2 separate regions of the Homo sapiens genome follow, and region 2 is linked to region 1. The links are chromatin loops, found by intact Hi-C in ENCODE. Cell type or tissue: heart left ventricle. All regions are shown on one strand.

Region 1 (2,500 bases):
TGGCTTCTCCCTGCCCATCTCTTCCCCCTGTGGGTCCCTGCTTGGCCCACCTCACCTGTCAGCCAGTGGATTCAACTCTGCATCAGGCCCAGCACAGAGAAGGCAAAGATAAAGCCTTCTAAACAAAGTAACATCAGCAGGAACGATCCCCTTCTTTGCATTTGGGTCAAGTAGTTCATGAGATAGAGCAGAAAGAGCATGGGCTTGGCTACCTGAGAGATCCAGGTTCAAAGCCACTTCTGCTCCTAACTGGCTGTGTGACCTGGAGCTGGTGACTTAACCTCTCTGAGCCTCAGCTTGCCATGGTGCAGTGGGAATGGTCGTTCTTGATCTGCCTGCCCCATGTGAGGGGCAAGAGGGGGACAGAAGTGGAAATGGAGTTAAAGGATTGTCATTGCTCCAGGAGGCAGAATCCTAAGACTTGGGACCTATGCACTTCACTCTGTGTAAATTATACCTCAATAAAAGGAAATGTACAGACAAAAAGCGACTGCTGGGTGCAGCAGACCCAACTCACCGCTACCACACTCTTTAGCAATAATTATAACAATCCCTTCCACCCTTGACATGGCAGTTACTCATTCTATCACTCTATCTCATTTGCTCACCCAACAAACCTGTGAAGTCAGCAGATTTGAGTCTCTTGGCCCATTTGTCAGATGGAGAAACTGAGGCCCAGAGAGGTTCACTGACTTACCCGAAGCCACCAGCCAGTTTAGGGGCAGAGCCAAGCCTAAAGCTCAGGCCTCACTCCCCTTTGCACCAGTGTTAGAGAAGGAGGAGGTTAAGAGCATTGCCTTCTGACTTTTTCCCCTTATATTTCATGTGTGCCTAATTCACTGCCCTCCCCAATTCCAAAAACCACTTGAAGCTGCTGATTCCTTTTTCTGCTACAACTTTGAAGTCGAATTCTTCTCCAGAGATGCTGCAAGGTGTGATGATGGTGGTGCCTCTCCCTTCCCAAAATGGTGTAATTAAGGTGTTACCTGTCTCCCCAAGGACGTGAGCTCCCTCCGAGCAGGGGGCTTGCCCGTCTCAGTCACCACTGAATCCCTGGGACCCAGCATGGTGCCTGGCACAGGATCTCTGGTAAGCAAATGAAGGAATGAATGAAAACTAACTACGAACCTGTTCCATTTCCCTATAAACCACCCAGGGTCACACAAGGGCCATCCACGGTGACCAGCGGTGAGAAACGCAATGCTGTCCTCGTGCCATGCTGGAGGTGAACGAGGAGAACGTGAGCTGGGGTCTCCTCACCAACTGCTCCCCCCACCCCAACCCCCCTGACGGCCAGGGCTGTGTCCAGGGCTCAGGGCACAAGGCTCCGTTAGCTGGGCAGCAGCTGGCCCATGAAACAGCCCTTTCAGCTCCACCTCTGAATGGCAGTTCTATGGGCTCCTCGGAAGAACACAGGCGCCTTCTCTGTGTCACTTCTCCGCTCATTAGCAGAGCTGCAGAAATACACTACAGGTAACTTTTCAGGAACAGAGATGGGTCCCCCCCCGAACACCACCAGAAAAAAAAAAAAGGCAGCTTTGGCATTCTATAACAGGGGCAAGGCCTGGGGGCGGTGGTGGAGAGGAGATCTAAAAGTTCAGCATATACATTAAGGAAAGAAAATCAATATTTGTGTTTTTTAAATGTGAAACATTTTTCCCCAGGACTCAAAATTGAGAACAGTGTGTCCGGTATGAGCCAGAAGGAAAAAAAAATGCACGAAGGGGCCTTCTGCAAGGTTGCTCACAAGTCAAACAGGCAGCTGTGAAGGGCTCTGCTGTTCCCTCCTCCTGTTTTCACATCCCTCGGGCTTCCAGAAACTTAAAGCCGTTAGTGTTTCATGCAAGAGAGAGCATCTGTGATCCACGGAGAGGCCCCTGGGCAGTGTGGTTCAGTGGGAAGCACACAGGACTCCCTCCCCAGTGCTCCCAGGATCAGCTCTTTCCCTAAAGAGCAAACCTGGTTATCTCGCAATGACCTAGCTAACACAAATGCAACATCAGCCGGGGCAGCCTGCCCCCTTCACTCTTTGCCCACCATCAGCTGTTTGGCAGTATCCATATACGCCTTTACCAGTATTTATTTAATCTTTTTGTTTAATTCACTCTAAACCAACTCACTTCTTAAAAATTTCTCTGCCTTATAAGAAATAATAGCCATGAAATCACTGGTTTGATGTACGGTTTATTTATTTATTCCAATAAACACTCATTCAATATAAAATTCAAATAAATTCAAAACTAATTAAATTTAGCTTTTTCATCCACATATCACTGAAAATTTTCTTGTTTTCTGCCAGTGGCATGCACGACAGACTTTGAGGAATCCTGTGAAGTGAAACGGCTTTAGAATCAAAGAGAGCTGGGCTTGAGTCCCCCTCTGTCACAGGCCAGCCATGGTGACTTCCGGTAAATCCCTCCTTTTTCTGCCTGTTTCATGTCAGTAGCATTGGAATCCTAATGCTAATGCCACAGGAAGGTTGTAAGGAAGAAATGCAGTG
Region 2 (2,500 bases), 200 kb after region 1:
TTTTCAAAAACTGTCTGATAATGAGAAATCTCAGAACAGGTATTTTAAAACTTCTTGAAGAAGCCAAACTAAGAACTTGCCCAATTATGTTCTGTTATGAGAACCAATTTTTATTGAACCTATGATAATACTCATATTGCAAATAAAAATATTTAATAAGAGTTTCCAAATTCTGGAGTAATCAGGTAGGGAGAGAAAGATAAATGTTGCATTTTTGTTTACAAAGATATATATATAGATATATAGATATATAGATTTTTTTTTTTTTTACACAGAGTCTCACTGTCGCCTAGGCTGGATTGCAATGGCGTGATCTCGGCTCACTGCAAGCTCCGCCTCCCGGGTTCAGGCCATTCTCCTGCCTCAGCCTCCCGAGTAGCTGGGACTACAGGCACCCGCCACCACACCCAGCTAATTTTTTTTTTTTTTTTTTGTATTTTTAGTAGAGACGGGGTTTCACTGTGTTAGCTAGGATGGTCTCGATTTCCTGACATCGTGATCCACCCACCTCGGCCTCCCAAAGTTCTGGGATTACAGGTGTGAGCCACTGCACCTGGCCTACAAAGATATATTTTATCAAATTGTTATTGTAGACAGTTAAGGGAAGAGAAAAAAAGTCTCCTTAAATTTAGAAAATAAAACATTTCTTAGAACCAGCAATGCTTCAAAGAAAAACTCATAAAAAATTAAAATTATTTTCATCAGTTTAGTCTCATATAATTAATTTTTGTTTTCCTTGATATTGGATTAGCAGTTTTATGAGTCCATCAGTTTCCCATTACAGTTTTGGAAATTTTTACACAGTTCCATAGTATGATCTTATCAGAAAGCTGTATTGTCAGCCTTTTCTAATGAATCTCTTGTGCTTTTGTATCATAGTGGCATTCAAATGCTTTCAGGAAGGAAATTTGGTGTTTTGTGGCATATAGCATCTTAAGATAATAATTAGATTTATGACTGATAACAATATACCAGGATATATCAGATTTCTAGGAATTCTACACATTTCCTGGGATACTCATATCAATAACACATATAACTTAAAGAAGGATTAGTATCACTTATTATTTGACAACATCTTCCATGCAATTAACATATCAAATAAGCCTAATTAGTTTAACACTTCTCATTTACAAGGAGAGAAAATAAATTATTTTGAAATATTCCAGGGACACTTCTGGAAACTCCCAAAGTTAATGTGAGGTGGAAAACACTTAATTTAGAATTAATTTTGAGAAGCTGTCAAAAATGTCAAAATGTTTGAAACACTTGATTAAAAAGGATCATAAGTCATTGTGAAACAATATCAAAGTGATAAAAGATTTTAAAGGCAAATACAGAAAGTTACGTAGTTAAAGCTTGGCTTTTTTTTAAATACTGAAGACTAATTTTTCTCAAATAATCGAAGACCTACTAAAAAACAACATAATTTGGACTGCAGGGAAGACAATAAAAACAACAACAACATCAGGCTGGGTGCAGTGGCTCATGCCTGTAATCCCAGCACTTTGGGAGGCCAAGGTGGGCAGATCACTTGAGGCCAGGAGTTTGAGACTAGCCTGGCCAACATGGTGAAACCCCACCTCTGTGTGTGGTGTGCGCATGCCTGTAATTCCAGCTACTTGGGAGGCTTAGGCCGGAGAATCCCTTGAACCCAGGAGGTGGAGGTTGCAGTAAGCCAAGCCTGGGTGACAGAGCGAGACTCTGTCTCAAAAAAAAAAAAATTATCTCAATACAACACAATCTTTGTTTTCTTGGGCAATTATTTAAAAGGTAAAGAAAAAAACGTTCATAATCAAGAGCAAATCAACACTCCAAGAACATGTTGTCCTTTTAACAGAGAGAAAACAGAATTCTAATGACCTCAGCACATTATTGAGCTGTTATATATAAAACCTATCTCACCTTAGTAGTTTGACCACACAAAAAGTTTCTCTTTCACACACCTTCCACAATTTTCTGTATCCATTCAATTTTTGTCTCAGTCTTTTTCTCCTTTTTTATTCTGGAACAATCAGTCAACTTACTTTAAGACAAAATTATTCTTTTTGTCTTTAATGAAAATACATACCTTGTATACTTTTCCTATTAAATACACCTACTTTATTTGTACACTTTTATATACAGCTGTTTTCTTTTACCTTATTATTTCTAATAGTTTGAATTGCATATGTTAATTAAAATTCTTAGCCCTTAGTAATCTTAATTTTACCTTCCTTTTTTTGGAGACTAGGTCTCACTTGGTCACCCAGGCTGGAATGTGCAGTAGGACAACCACAGCTCACCACAGCCTTGACCTCCCAGGCTCAAGCAATCCTCCTCCTTCAGCCTCCTGAGTAGCTGGGACCACAGGAATGTACCACCACACCCAGCTGATTAAAAAAAAATTTTTTTTTGTAGAGATAAATTTTCCCTATGTTGCCCAGGCTGATCTCGAACTCCTGGGCTCAAGCAGTCCTCCACTTCAGCCTCCTGAGGAGCTGAGACTACAGGCACACAC

The links. Peaks named below come from ENCODE experiments on the same cell type or tissue, not always from the same donor. Only the 100,000 strongest peaks of a DNase experiment are listed, where the experiment ranks them.
Region 2: a loop joins it to region 1, with 7 times the contacts of the local background. A loop is called at or near these places in 84 of 110 quality-filtered maps.

The regions. Positions count from the first base shown.
Region 1 is chr1:30,724,579-30,727,078 of GRCh38, forward strand. It overlaps MATN1-AS1 (MATN1 antisense RNA 1), which reads left to right. Exons shown (of 4, transcript NR_034182.1): 3 at 1,157-1,473; 4 at 1,665-2,168. Among named protein-coding and RNA genes, the nearest start is that of MATN1, 2.2 kb to the left of the region's middle. In heart left ventricle, no CTCF peak of the experiment used is centred here; a DNase peak (open chromatin) is centred at 1,253.
Region 2 is chr1:30,921,511-30,924,010 of GRCh38, forward strand. No RefSeq gene overlaps it. Among named protein-coding and RNA genes, the nearest start is that of SNORD103A, 13 kb to the right of the region's middle. In heart left ventricle, no CTCF peak of the experiment used is centred here; no DNase peak of the experiment used is centred here.